2 separate regions of the Mus musculus genome follow, and region 2 is linked to region 1. The links are chromatin loops, found by intact Hi-C in ENCODE. Cell type or tissue: gastrocnemius. All regions are shown on one strand. Links, peaks and the distances in the headings refer to the core of each region. The heading gives the core; the rest is flanking DNA. Region 1 overlaps Ptprt (protein tyrosine phosphatase, receptor type, T). Region 2 overlaps Ptprt (protein tyrosine phosphatase, receptor type, T).

Region 1 (7,946 bases), core at 1,378-5,377:
TGGATGGATGGATGGATGGATGGATGGATGGATGGACAGACAGACAGATAAGTTTATGGGCCAGATAGATGAGTAGATGGCCATATGTGTGGTTATATAGACAAGTCAGCACTGTTAAAATGATATAAAACAAAGAGAAACCCGAAGCCAGTTTTGTCAGCTAGCTAAAAAGGTGATTCTGCAGTATTTGATTTATTAAATTTGGGGATATTGTGTTTTTCCTTTTCTTTCCTAAGCACAGCTGTCTTTGTGTTCAAGAGTTTTGGTTTCAGGCAATCTGTTATCTGCAGTATCAGTGTATCCTTGTAAATTCAGACCTTCAGTAAATCTTCTTCAAGGTTTAGAGAATGCACACATGTAAACTGTGTTATGGTCACAGAGTAAATGCCTGTAACTTTGCAACTTGATTGAGAAATGATTGCCCGTTATTAGAAGACCACAGACCACTACCATTCTAGAAGTTTCTTTGACAACGGTTCAAAGACAGCACTAGTTTTGGTGACCTCCACGATAACTCAGGAGAAGTTTCTGGAACAGGCCATCTATGTTTGAATGGGAAGAAACGTGTTGTTAGGATGAGGTGGTCCCAAAGAAGTTAACCTTGAATGTTGAGAGCAGAAAATAGAGAGGACCAGAATATTGAACACAGTCTGCTCCCTAAGAGGGAGTAGCTGCAGATTTGGAAGAAACCCAGCCCAATACAGGAGGTTTCCAGTATCTCCCAGATGGAGAGTCTGTGAGGGGTGCCTTCTTAAATCCTTGGGCTCCTCAATTAAAATTAATAGTAACTTTGTCTGCTTTTGTAAGGAAGATTCAAATAGATGAGGCATGGGACATTGTCAGCGTTGGTCTACTCTTGGTGCCCCATTTTCTTATGCCCTCAAGCAGTGTAAGCTACATGGTGGTTAAGAACATGACCTTTGGAGAGATGATGTCATCAAATTTGCATACTGGTTGCATCATCTTCACCACATTTGCCTTTGTTTCTTCTTCTGTAATGTGAAGGTGATAGGATCCTTCTCTTCAGACATTTGTAAGGAATATACAAGTTAATCTGTGGTAAGGTCATAGAATAGTGCTGGTACCTAGTAAATTTTATATTTTAAGTAATATAGTTATATATATTGTATTATATATATGTGTATATATATATATATAATTGATAACTATTTTTACTGCCTTCATTATCTTGGTGATGAAAGAAAGAGGCAACAAATTTTATATCTGTAGATTTTTCATCTATGCTTAGCCTATTCCAAATATAGATTAGTATTAACTAATATTAATTTAGCATAATTTCTGAAAAAGACTATATACTCTGTTTTATATTATTTGAATATAATCCAAATAGAGAAATCTGATGTGAATGACCACATACCCATGATTACTCTTAGGAGTAAGCAGTCACTGCTTCCAATGTTTGAGTTGAAGAAATTGGAACAAGGGCCTACATAATTACTTGCTCCAGGCTACTCCGCTGTAAATGGTAGTACCAACATGTTGCAGCTTCTTGTATTTCCATGACCCAAAAGCTATTTGACGTGTCTGTCATCTGTGGCAACGACTTAGTACAAGGATCAGGAAACAGGTTGAGAGGAGGAGTCTGCTTGTCTAAAATGTCACAGTAAGCTGAAATTGCAACATTAGCCTCTCGCTTCTCAAGTTGCTTGATATATGTAGAAGAATTAATCTATTTTATTATTGTAGCAAAAGGCCTGAGATGGGGTAAGTTATAAAGAAAACAAACCTATTCCTCATGCTTCTGGGTAGATCCAACAGCAGGCTGTCAGCATCTGTTCTTCTTCTGCAAAGGGCCATCTTGCTGCAGCAGCACATGGTTGGAACGTACCATCCTGTAAACAGACTAGCTATGTATTCCTCTTCTTTCAAAGCCACTAGTTCTGATATGCCCCTGACCCTGATGTTTCCATCTCTGTCTCCACCTCTGTCTCCATCAACTTCAGCAGGTCTCTGATTGCATCAGCACATGAGTTGGGGGGGCAGGGCTCAAGTTACACTACCAGCTTCCAAGGAGACATTCAAGTCATAGCAAGAGATAACCGGATCCCGAGCTGCCTGCTTCTAAAGAATAGCATTTCCTGGCACTGCATCAGCTATTGGTGAAGCAGAAGAATGACCAGTGCCAACCATAGCTAGTGAATGGGGATTTGATGACTCATCCAGTTTCCATCCATCACAGACCTTGGTCTTTCCATTTCATTCTCGAGGGCCATTATTCATTTGGTTGAGGATTCTGAAAAACTTGGACTGGGGTTGGAGGAAGCAGGGAGCATCACTGGATCTTGATCTGCTTTGATTCATTTTCCCTACCTCAGCATACTGAGAAAGCTTGATTCTTTATGTTTTCTTACCATTCACTTTTCTTCTGGACTTTTAGGGTTATTGGTTGGGGCTTTGCTAGCCCTGCCTTGGGGGCTTTTGCTACTTCTGACTTGAAAGGTAGAAATCCTGAGCTCTGAATGTGTGTGGCTAACACATCTCTGTGGCTATAAAGACTGAATCTTCCCTTGACAAGCAAATGGGATAATAATTGCAATTAGGAAATAATTCAAGAGGGGAGGGCACTCTTCTTGCTTACTCGGGAGGATATTTGGGAACCTGAATTTCCTAGCAGTTTTTTCATAGTCCTCAAATGCATCACAATGTAGATAAAGCTGATATGAAATAAAACACATCCCTATTTATTTTTCTTACAGCGTAAGATAAATTACAACAAAGGGAATTTAGTGGACATACATAAAAGTTTGTGATTCTTTAGAAGCCAAGAACTAGTGAGGACATTAGGGAAAGCCTGAAGGCAGCCATTTTTCAAGCTTCCATTCAGGAGCCTGAATTCTTAGCCATGTGAAATGCTACATAAATAAAATAGATACTAATATCAATTCTCTGGCTTTGGTGACTAGTAGGGGGCCAACAGACCCACTTTTAGGATATCTTCCCTATGGCCTCTCTGAAGAATTCCTGGAATCTTGGAATACAGTTGGAAAAATCATTGGCAGTAGATAGAACATAGAGTCACAAACTTTATTCAAGTTAGGAGCTGTTGACACTCGGGGCTAGAATGCTTCTTTCTCAGTACATTGCTTCTTCATGATGTTAAACTTTGCCATGGTCCTACTATGTAACAACCTTGAAAGTCTAATGATGTAAAAAATTATTTTTTATTTTGCCCGGGGATTCACTCTGGATGGGACATAAAGAAAATGACATATTTCTGTTCTGTGACACTCATGGTCTCAGCTGAGATAACTTGTTTGAATTCTAGCTTGGGCTGGAAAGACTGGAAAGTACCTGGTCATTCCTTTCTCTTTGTGTAATCCCAGAGCTTCTCCATGTGTTCTCTTCAGCATGGCAGCATTGGCAAAGTTGAATTTCTTACATGGAAATTCTGGCATCCAATAGAGGGGTCCAGAAAAAAGAAACTACAAAACATCTTTAAAAATAATAGCAAAAAACAAATAAACAGAACACCTAGCTTGGAAATCCCAGACTACTATCTTACTACATTCTGTTTGTCACCTAGGTCATCCATGACTCATTATTTGGGGTAGATACTACACATGAGCCTGGGAAATGTAAATGGCAGGAGAGCTATCCAGGATGCTGCCCAGATATTTCCCTGCTTTTTCTGTGACCTCCTCTAGAATAGATTTGGAGGCAATCTTTCCTGATGAAAGGCGCTACTGCGTCTGTGTCGTTGCTTGGATCCCAGGAATACTGCAATGTGGAAGATTGGTAACCTATTTCTAGGCTTCCATGCAAAGCTTATCTAAGACATTCAAAAAATCCATAATTATAATGAAGTTTGTTTGATCTGTCTGTAAGGAAGAACTTTAAAACAGTACAAACAGCCAGCACCAAACGTGGCTTCCTCTGCGTGAGATGATGAGTCTCTCTGTCAGAGGTGAAGGTTTGCTCGCTTCTTCCATCACTAATAGCAGCTGACGTTTAAGAACATGCATCTCCTTGAGGTCAGGGTTACTAATATGATGTGCATATCTAAGAATCACGATTTCATATAAATCTAATTCTTCTTTGTTTGTCTTTTCTTTTTCCCCCTTTTGGACATTTCCTTCATCTGACTGCCCATCAATCTATAGAAGAAATGCTTATTCGTACTCCTATTACTTGTAAGTATCGAGCCGGTGTTAACTTTGTGCCCCAGAAGGGAGCCTGTAGCATGCACTTCCTCCTGCACCAACCGATTGGTTGTCTGTTGGTTTCTCATATCCACCTCTGTCTAGTCTTCTGTAGTCTGGAAGGTTTTTTATTTTGTATGGATGCCTTTCTGTTTGAAAAATGCGCTGTCATTGTTCCTGTCTATTCTGTTTCTGTCATCCTGATTTTTCCCTCGCACCTTTGAAGGTGTGAGGGGTTGGTTCTCCTTTGTGAGTGTCAGTTTCTAACTAGCAGCACCTCAGTTCCAGCAGGAGGGGAAGGTAAGACAGAATCACAGATCTCGGGAACTTCTGGGTCCCTTTGTGCCTCTTCAGGGAAGAAGTAGTCTTGGGGACTTAAGGGATAAAAAGGAGTCCATTGGCTCTTTCTGATGTACCAGGAAGACTACAGGGAGTCCTGACTATTCCAACCTAGCATCAAGGATGACAGAAACATCCAAGGTCTTGGCTTTCAGCTGAAATTCCCTGTTTGGCTTTTAACATTAATTATATCACTTTATCCATACATTTTGTTCACAGCTAATGATGGCTGCTGACTTATCAACTTTTTACAACTCACTAAATAAAAGTGATTTTGACATCAAATCAGAGCTTTTCAAAACACAAGGGTAAAGGAGAAGAAACTTTAAATAATAGATCCGTCCTGAGGAACATTTGGAAAACCACTGAAATACTCCCATATTCCCAACGTGTGTCTCTGGACTTGGAACATGAGAAATATAAAATAGAGAAATTTGAAAACCCATCACATATTCAGCTAGCATAAGGATAGGACCAGAGCTCAGAATGACAGGTTCTTAGTCAACAGTATTGCCCTCCATTTTAGATCTTCCCTTATCCTTGGCAAACACAGCCTTGTGAGAAAGCCTGGCCTCACAGTAGCCTCTGCTGAAACCTCCCCAGGTAGAGATGAAGACAGAGAGTGGCTTCCTGATCCATCCTGCTCAGTTGGTGTCAAGCTGTGAACAGAGAAAATGATACCACCACCATCATTCACATAGGGACCAATGCCCTCCACCACTACTGCCAAAGGTCCTAGAAGCTATGCCTTACCTGTTCACTTAGCAAACACACCTTGAGCATTGAGTACACACACTGTATTCCAGTTAGGGAGAATGCAGAAATAAGGACCTTCAATATCACCGTATGGTGTTCTTGCCTGTCTAAGAGATCAGCGGGAGCAAATAATAAAATACCATGTAGCAGTTTCCATTTATCACTACTCAAATCAATCCTGGCAGTGGTGGCTGCACACATTCCTCACTACCCACCCCAGTGTTCTTGGTTCTCAAATGAAACACACACACACACACACACAGCCTTTATATTCTAATATGCTTTTAGCAGCTCAATGGCCAGGCTACTTTCTAACCTCCACATGGCTAATGTACTCCCCTCTGATATTCCTGAGTTATTACTTACTAAAATCTATATTCCATCTTTGTTGCCCTAGATCCAGTGGAGGGGGGCTGGGACTGCTCTTCGCTGGCTCTTACATATCGGCTATCTCTGTTCTGTACCTCAGGCATAATGTCTCCTCTCCTTCCCCGGCATGGTGGCCAACTCTCTTCCTGCTCCTTCCTCAGTCCCTTGCCCAGAAATCCAAAAGTCCTGCCCCTGTCTTTGCCCAGCCATTGGCCACCGGCAACTTTATTTGCCAATCAAAACTAACTGGAGCAGGGTACCTCAGTGTCTTATGTGCAGGTGTGCAGATTCTCGTGCAATTTTGGGGACCAAATTTATATAATATAAGCAACGTTAAACCAAATCCACAACAATACCAGTTAAAAAATGATGTATAGTATAGGGACACCAAATTAAGTATAAGCTTATTAATGTGGATGGATACACTTACCAGTGGATTTAAAGGTAGATGTATCCAATGCTGGAGAAAAATGACCATTTTGATTGGTCTGAATGGCATTTTCAAAGCTGTGGACATACAATACAATGCATCTGTTCTGATGGAATGAGTAGGAGGTTTAGGATTTGTGTAGTTTTATACTCATGTCTTACCTTGGCAATGTTCCTAGACTCCAAGTCTCATTTTTCTGGTACTAAAGGGAAATTTCACTTAATTCACAAACTTGCCTTCAAGAGAGAATGAGATGATTTGGTAAAGTATTTCTGCTCATGAAATATTAGGTTTTTTCCTACTCCTTTTTAGAAAGAGGATAGGTTTGTGACAGTAATGATGGCCCCTGGGAGGTCCGCTGATCTTACAAGGGTTCTTATGCAATCCATAGTGGGTATGGACACATACTAACTAGCACAAATTCTGTGTATATCCTTAATCTCTGGGTTAGCTGGTCTACATTACATATCTAGACATGGATTCTCTGTTCTTTGCTGTGCCGGTACCTGTGAATCAAAGATGAACAGTTAGAAGTATTAGAGGCAGGTATTCAAATACTTGTAGCTCAAGTGTGACAATGAATAACAGACTTTCAATTGGTATGAACATGGGGTTCTGTGTGATATGTTTTAGAACATGAAACCCAACAAGACCTAGGACATGAAACTCAGGCATGTTCTGGGAAGCATATGCATGTGCATGGGACATGATGGTTCTCTGATAATATTTATACATTTATATTCATCAATCCCAAAGCACCTGTTGTGTGTCACTGTAAAGAAGTCTCTGCAGTATTTTGCCTTCCAAAGAGAAGCTGTAGGTAGTTCGGTTTTTCCTAGGGCATCATCTTTCCATACCTAACCTCCAGAAAATACTTGCTAGCATTGAAGTATTTGAGCACCAAAGAACCTGAATGGATAAGGGACACCTAATCTTCCTGAGTAGGAGAAACCACTAGTATATAACAAGTATCTGTGCATAATTAGTTTACTAAGTCCCCATCAAAGTACAGTTTTGTAGGCAAGCCTTTCTTTCTTTTTTTTTTCCATTTTTTATTAGGTATTTAGCTCATTTACATTTCCAATGCTATACCAAAAGTCCCCCATACCCACCCACCCCCACTCCCCTGCCCACCCACTCCCCCTTTTTGGCCCTGGCGTTCCCCTGTACTGGGGCGTATAAAGTTTGCAAGTCCAATGGGCCTCTCTTTCCAGTGATGGCCGACTAGGCCATCTTTTGATATATATGCAGCTAGAGTCAAGAGCTCCGGGGTACTGGTTAGTTCATAATGTTGTTCCACCTATAGGGTTGCAGATCCCTTTAGCTCCTTGGCTACTTTCTCTAGCTCCTCCATTGGGAGCCCTGTGATCCATCCATTAGCTGACTGTGAGCATCCACTTCTGTGTTTGCTAGGCCCCGGCATAGTCTCACAAGAGACAGCTACATCTGGGTCCTTTCAATAAAATCTTGCTAGTGTATGCAATGGTGTCAACGTTTGGATGCTGATTATGGGGTGGATCCCTGGATATGGCAGTCTCTACATGGTCCATCCTTTCATCTCAGCTCCAAACGTTGTCTCTGTAACTCCTTCCATGGGTGTTTTGTTCCCAATTCTAAGGAGGGGCATAGTGTCCACACTTCAGTCTTCATTCTTCTTGAGTTTCATGTGTTTAGCAAATTGTATTTTATATCTTGGGTATCCTAGGTTTGGGGCTAATATCCACTTATCAGTGAGTACATATTGTGTGAGTTCCTTTGTGAATGTGTTACCTCACTCAGGATGATGCCCTCCAGGTCCATCCATTTGGCTAGGAATTTCATAAATTGATTCTTTTTAATAGCTGAGTAGTACTCCATTGTATAAATGTACCACATTTTCTGTATCCATTCCT
Region 2 (7,946 bases), core at 2,135-6,134, 68 kb after region 1:
GATCTGAGTTTTCAGTGTGTACACAGTAACTTTAGGACCAATGAGAAACTTCAGATAATGTCTAGCCTAAGCTGACATCACACTGACATGAGAGATGGATGCTGAATCTGGGTGGGACTAAACCCACTAGAAGCATACTTTTTGGTAAATGTGGCTTGCTCACTCCTTCACACTTTCTAAGACAAAAAAATAAAAAATAGAAGCAGGAGCATTAAGACAGTAGACAGCCCTTGCCATGTTTTCCAGCAGGTTAGAGGACAGACCTTTGGCAGAACAATATACTGGTACCAACTCATGTCCCAGAGATAGACTGGTGCAACAGGTTTGTGGCATCTATTGTCACAGAGCTTACAGCCAGCTAAAGGAAACAGATATGAGACAGCTTCACTGCCAGTCAGTCACTCTTGCTATTCATGAAGATGACATATGTCCAAAAAGATGCACTGTAATTCATGAATGTGATGCAATTGTCAGGGTATAATGTAGGACCCTCATATGGAAACAGACAGCGGTGTCTTTCTTGATATCTTTATTCAGAAAAGGAAAAAAAAAGTAGATAATCATCACCTAGAGTCTTCTGCTAATATTTTACTAGACTTATTTTGTCATCTATCTCCTTATCCATTAATCCATCTTGATTATATTATGCTTGTCAAAGAGAGTTTCAGACATCCGTACATTTCCCCTTTCTTCTGGTACTCAACTGTACATCACTCAGGAATCTATTTTTTTCCCTTTGAAATGTTTTTTTTTTCTGAAAATAGATTCTTCTCTCATATACTACATCCTGACCACAGTTTTCCCTCACTCCACACCTCCTAGCTCCCTCCTGCCTCCTCTCTTCCCCCAGATCCACTCCCACTCCATTTCCTTTTCAGGAGGAAGATCAGACCCCCAAGAGACAACAGCCAGACAAGACAAAACAAGATATAATAAGACAAGTGAAAACCCTCATATTGAGGCCAGATAAGGCAACCCAATAGGAGGAAAAGAGTCTTCAGAGCAAGCAAGTGAGTCAGAGATACAGTCTTTCTCACTGTTTGGAGTCTCACAAGAACACCACGCTAACAGCCACAGCATATATGTAGAGAACCTGGTGCAGACCCAGGGCATCTTTGGAATTGTGGCCATGATGTTTTCAGCCACTAAGAGGGACAGGTACCAGATAGGACCCTGGTCATGGAGAGAAGGATCCCTCTTTTCCTTCTCTGTCATATTAACAGAGATATGATGGCCAAACATGTCCCTGTCTTCAAAGATTTTTTCTAATTGAAGTAACAGCTTCACTCATTATATCATTTTCAAGTATATCGAATTTCCTATGCAGATTGTTCAAGTTGTCAACAGTCTATCTTAGTTACTTTTCCATCATTGTGCTAAGAAACCATGACCAAAGCAAGAGAATAAAATAAATGTATTGGGCCTACAGTTTTAGAGAGTGAGTCCATAATTATCATGGCAGAGAGCATGGAGCATGTAAGCAGACATGGCACTGGAGAAGCATCTGAGAGCTTATATCTTGATCTACAAGCATGAGGCAGAGAGACCCACACTTCCTCCAACAAGGCCACACCTCTTAATCCTTCCCAAATAGTTCCACTATTTGGAGATCAAACATTCAAATATGTGAGCCCATGGGGTGAGGGTGGTTCTCAATTAAAGCACCACACAGTCCTAGCAAACACAGGATCTCTCTTGGAGAATAAGCAACTAAGGCTGTCGTGGGAGCAATGGCTTGGACCAAAGTATATAAGGCAACATGAATTTTCCTTTGACTATTTATTTTAATGCTGGTTGTTATTCTGTCAAAAACAGCAATGACATCAGGTCCCATCTGCAGTCCCTTGTGAAGCCTCAATCAATCCTTTTATCTATGACTCATTCTCTTCCTCATATAATCTCATTCTTACTTTATACATAAATGTTTCCTAAATACCACCCCCAAGTTGTCCTTTTGTGCTTACAGAAATATCAAAACTGCACAAATTACATGTCTTCATTACTTCTGCCTGTAGTAAATTACTGACCAAGATATATTTTTCAGATTTCCTTGCAGATTTTATTTGCACTAGCATGTCACAGACACATACTGATGTTCCATAAAATTCGCAGCGATAGTCATTCTTCTGGTGTTCAACAATGCTACACTTCTTCCTTTGCACATTCCAGTCTCCCCTGGTAAACCATACACTCTCTGAAAGGCCAGTCCCTATCAGCCAACATTTTTACCACATCTTGTTATTGGTTTGTACAGCATTTTTGAATGGTATTTCATTGTCTGCTTTGGGGTATTTTTTTTTTGAGGTGAAAGTTCAGCATTTTTTTCAGGTCCATTATTTTCTAACATAAATGACTCTGAAAGTAAAACTGAATAGAGCACATACAAGAATGGAACAGCAGACATATCTTACTAAAAGGACTCTTGTTCCCACTGAGCTAAAACATCTTAAAAGCCCACAATTATAGCCCTTCCTCTTTGTGGTCCAACAATATGTTTGCAGACTCCCATAGGCAACCTCCAGCTTGATTCCTTACTTCCCAGTTAGAACAGTAAGTGGTTAAGACCACAGAACACCCTTCACATGGCTTCTGGCTCACCGAACACCCTTCATTTTGGCTTCAATTATATTAAGTGTATAAAACCCATGCGGCAGAACACTGGTATTAGCTCTTCTGCTATTTCCCGCTGACTTTCATGAAATTGTGACAAAAAGAGAAATCAAAGTTAAAAAAAAAAAAAAACGTAATAGTGAAACTCATTCACCAAATGAAATCCTCTCGGGAAGTCTATCTTTTAAAACATTTTATAAAGGCAGTTAGATATGGTTAGAGCAGAAGTAGAAGGAAGCAGGGCATACTCACGCATGCACGAGCTTGAGTGTGCGCGCGCGCACACACACACACACACACACATGCATAAAGCCCTTCCCAATGCCCCAGTTCACTCTGCTCCACAAAAGAACCTCTGAAGCAGGTCTGCTTTCCCAGTACTGTGTTAGCTATTACAACGCTAAGTCTCTACACTCATATTTTGCTTATTTCTTGCAGACCAGATGGGTGAAACTTCTTACTTGGATATCTACTCAAAACAAAACTTAACAACCCCAACTGTCAATCGCCCACACCAGTCAAAACCAGTGGTCTTTAATCAGAAGCATGCGGGTCACTGGGTCACTGCTGTCAAATAATGACCACAATGTCAGCTGACTATTGTGGTCCCATGAGAGCCTACATTTGAGGGCCACTGGAAGAGATGGGAACCCATCTTTGAGACCCTGACAACATGGAGTATTTCTCAAAAACACTTGCTTGTTTTCATCGTTGCTATAGTCACTAGCCCTCAGCGTAGACACAGGAAAGAGGCACCATGGCCAGTGTTAAGTTGCAGGATAGACTCTTGGAACAAAACCGTCTCTGTGTCTAGATTACTGTCTATCCATTTCCTGACTAAATGTTCTACTATAGTTCTGCAGGTTTCGGCTTTGGGAGAAGGTAGGGGAAGGACATAGAGAAGCCTCATATCTGATATCATCACTATACATTGCCCATACTGTCTGGCCCTGACCTTGTCCACAGCAGTACTGTGTCCAGTATGGCTTTCCCTTGGCATTCCTCCTTCACCAACTACGCATGCTCTACCACTCTAGCATTAGCTAACCAGTTTATCTGTCATTTTCTCCACAATCATTTTTTTTTGTAAAAGGTTTGTTATTAGTTTACTATTCCCAAAGCTAGAAGACAGGTTTGCTTTTGTTTCAGCCTCTTTCCTGTATCCTTAATGTCTCCCTATCCCATCACCTTCATTTCGGGGATGTTTTATATACTTTCTGCTCTCAAGGACTCTATTTTTCATCTCTAGAAGTTGGTTTTGTATTTTTCAAGTCTGCCTCTCTGTCTCTGCTCTGTGTCTTGTATCGTTACACATTCATATTTCTTCCTCCCCCCACAACCCTCACTTTAATCCATCCAAATGTATTTATTTTATGGTGTCTACAATTGTTTTATTATTTTCAATTCTTGGGAGGCATGTTTCTTAGCATCATGTCTACAGCTTCTCCCCTCACGGGGATAAACTTGTCATCTATATTTTATTTTTCAACTCTGAGTTCATCTTTAGTGGAGGTGGTGTTGTTCCAAGATAACCAACTAATGTGCCTTAGATTATAAAAGTGCCTCTACAGACTGGTTGCTCATTTGCCTGTAAGATCAGCGAGATTTCTAGTGGTCTTGGGGTTTATAAATAAATTCTAGGTTTACAGTAGCTCTGTCACACAAGTAACAAGTGTTTTGGTGTGTGTGTGTGTGTGTGTGTGTGTGTGTGTGTGTGTGTGTACTCACACATGCCGCACACACCAGGCACACATATGCACTCCAGTATGTGATATGTACTCTAGTGTGCTTGTGCTAACATGTAGAGGCAAGAGGAGGTCCTCACCTCTCCTGCTCTAACACAGCCTATGCCTTGTTCCCTTTAGACAGGATCTCTCACGGAACCTGGTTAGCCTAGGCTGACAGCCAACAAGCACCAGAAATCTTCCCGCTCCTCTGTTCCTCCCAGTGTTAGGATGACAGCTATAAATAGCTATGCCAACTTTTTACATGGGAGCTGGGATCCATTCTTGCCCTGTTTGTGCTTGTGCATCAAGATTGAGCTTGTCTGAGCAACCAGACCACATATATATCGCCCCCAGAGTATCACGTGATAGAACTTCAACCCAGGGTTTTCTTCCTTCTGGTGTTTGTTTGTTTGTTTGTTTGTATTTGAAACCTGTACGCTTTTCATTTTACATGCTGATCTCGTTGACTTACCCAAATACAAATACAACATGTTGAGAGAAATTACATACTCTAACAGCAACAATATTAAAATATTACACATTGATTGTAATACATGAAAGATAAAAGAAGTTTACATAGTTTTTATTTCTTATTATACATTGGGTTTTACTGATAAAATTAGAAATTTTAGTCATGAAATTTTGTAGTATTTTTTTTGTATGGCTTTTTCTCAAGGTTTTGATCTTCATTCTATTTAACAGTCACCATACCTCTATTTAAGCTCATATCTCTATTTAACTGAGTTTTCGCTGTTTAATGTATTCGTATTGGTTCTTTTTTGTTGTTGTTTTTGTTGTTGTTTTTTGATTTTAGAGACAGGGTTTCTCCGTGTAGCCCTGGCTGCTGTCCTAGAACTCACTCGGTAGACCAGGCTGGCCTCGAACTCAGAAATCCACCTGCCTCTGCCTCCCGAGTGCTGGGATTAAAGGCGTGTGCCGCCACACCCGGCTTTGTTTCTTTTATTAGATGAATTCTTTGGTTCTTTGTGTGTGTGTGTGTGTGTGTGTGTGTGTGTGTGTGTGTGTGTGTTATGTCGTTTTGTTTTGTTTCAATTTTAAGGTCTTTTTTTTTCTGGAATTCTATCTTTTGCTTGTTTCTCACCTGTCTAACGCTCTGGAAAAGAAACAACCAGTACAACTCTGGAAGCTCGGTGTGCCAGAGAAGGCATTTCTATAACCCTACACGTGGAAAAAGAACTTATTTCAGTATGTAATCTTGGATCCATGCCTTTTTCCCTTCAAGAACTTTATGTAAATTACTTCTGGCCTTTAAGACTGGGCCAGAGAAGATGCAATAATGCTGTTTCTTTTATTTTAGAAATTGTTGGGGGTTTTAGTTGGTTTGCTTGCTTGCTTGCTTGCTTTTTCAGCCTAAATGTTTGTCTGAGCCATTCTACATCATGACATTTTAAGACCTGGATTGGATTTAGGTTCTGATTTTTAATTTTATGGGGAAAAACTGTACTTGGAGGTCTTTTTTTGGTTTGGGGCTGTTGGGTTTTGGGAGGTTGGTTTGGGTGTTTGTTTGTTTGTTTGCTTGCTTGCTTTTCTGCCAGGAGCTGTGTCTACATGGAGCTCTTTCTCATGACTCCTGTCCACTTACTCTGCTCTTTTCTTTTGTAACACAATTACCCATTGTCTACATGTCTGTTTTCACTCACACACACACACACACACACACACACACACACACACACACAAGTATAATGATGAAATAAAAGAACTCGTGTGTACATGCACACATATATGCATACAAACTGTAGACCCACTAAATGTTGGTCAACTGCTTCTTCTAAGTGTGAGGCCTGCCTTCCTGGAGTAATTGATATACCTAGTGTTACTCAATGGAGAAAACCAATCTTTCCTCTCCTAGAAGGCATAAATAAATAAATTACAGTTTGGTAATTAACCTTTACCCTAGTGGCTAGAGTTGCATTTGTTGTTTGAAAGAATATATAATAAAATATAATAGGGTAAAACAAAAACCATCACCTCAACATTGGACAGGAACAAGGGAAAGAAACGAGCCAAAGAAAGGGCATAGGAATCAAAGACCCACTTATTTCCATACTCAGAAATCCCATACAAACAGTGTGATGGTTTGTATATCTTTGGACCAGGGACTGGCACCATTTGAAGGTGTGGCCTTGTTGGAATAGGTGTGACCTGGTTGGAATGGGTGTGTCACTGTGGGTGTGGGTATAAGATCCTCACCCTAGTTGCTTGGAAGTCAGTCTTCCACTAACAGCCTTTGGATGAAGGCATAGAACTCTCAGCTCCTCCTGCGCCATGCCTGCCTAGATACTGCCATGCTCCCACCTTGATGATAATGGACTGAGCCTCTGAATATGTAAGCCAGCCCCAATTAACTTGCCTTGGTCATGGTGTCTGTTCATAGCAGTAAAACCCTGACTAATACAAACAGTAAACTGGAAACCATGATATAAGCACAGAGGACCTGGTGCCAACCTGTGCGGCTCCTGTGAATGTTGCTGCCTCAGACTCTGGGTTTGTATGAGCTTTGCTCATGTTGATTTAGACATCCTTATTTTCTTGGTGTCCTCCATCCTCTCTGGCTCTTACACTCTTCCTGCCTCCTCTTCCACAGCCTTTCCTGAGCTCTGAGTGGAGAGATTTGATGGAGATATCTTATTTAGGGCTGAGTGTCCTATAGTCTCTCATTCTCTGTGTAATGTTTGGCTGTGTGTTTCTAGATTTGTCCCCATCTGCTCTAGGAGGAAGCTTCTCTGAGGATGTCTGAGTAAGGTTCTCATCTACAAGCACAGCAGAATATCATTTTATCACTATATTTTTTAAGACCAATATTATTTGGATTTACCTTAAGTTCCTGGGATGACTCGTCTAGGGTTCTTGGTCACCAGTGCAGTGTTGGGTATGCGTTCTAACTCACAGAGTAAGGCTTAAATCCAATCAGCTATTTGGTGGTTACTCTCACAAGCTTTGGGCCACCATTGTCCCAGCCTATCTTGCAGATAGTACACCATTCTGAATAAAGGGCTTGTGGCTGGCTTGGTGTTTATGTTCTTTTTTTAGAGTAGGCAGACTACCTGCCTGTACCCAATACACAGGAACATAAAGATGAAGGCTGTCTGTAGGCACTAGCTCTATCATGGTCAACGAGGTTTGTAGGTGTTATCTTCAACAATGGGGCCTTGCTGTCAATTTGTGGAGAGCAGCCTATAGTCTGGACAACCTAGTTGTTTATTGATTCCTGTGGAACCCTTTGGGACAACAACTTAGCTAAATGTAACCCAATCCCAGTACTGGAAGCTTCATTTGGTGACAATAGATAGGCAGTTGAGACCCTGCCACCTCCAATATTGGCAACTTCATTTAGTTTGACTTCATACGTGTATATATTTTAGGAGGTGTCTACTGTTGTGTTTATAAAAAGATAAAGGAGAAAAGGAATACGTTTTGGTGGATATGTGGTAAGGTGTGGGATAGGGGGTGGCTACATGGACCCATGCTGAGGCATCCCTTAGCCCCGAGGGACCAGTCACAAAATGGTAAAATATAGAATAGAGTTTATTCTACCAAGGCATGGGAAGGGGGGGTTGAGAGGATAGTAGAGACAGATAAAGGCAG

Evidence for each region. Peaks named below come from ENCODE experiments on the same cell type or tissue, not always from the same donor. Only the 100,000 strongest peaks of a DNase experiment are listed, where the experiment ranks them.
Region 2: a loop joins it to region 1, with 4 times the contacts of the local background. A loop is called at or near these places in 2 of 42 quality-filtered maps.

What each region holds. Positions count from the first base shown.
Region 1 is chr2:161,683,274-161,691,219 of GRCm38, reverse strand. Ptprt (protein tyrosine phosphatase, receptor type, T) reads left to right here. Exons shown (of 31, transcript NM_001291150.1): 15 at 4,122-4,151. Among named protein-coding and RNA genes, the nearest start is that of Gm35374, 300 kb to the right of the region's middle. In gastrocnemius, for the core only: no CTCF peak of the experiment used is centred there; no DNase peak of the experiment used is centred there.
Region 2 is chr2:161,616,408-161,624,353 of GRCm38, reverse strand. All of the region lies in intron 16 of Ptprt (protein tyrosine phosphatase, receptor type, T), which reads left to right. Among named protein-coding and RNA genes, the nearest start is that of Gm35374, 230 kb to the right of the region's middle. In gastrocnemius, for the core only: no CTCF peak of the experiment used is centred there; a DNase peak (open chromatin) is centred at 4,510.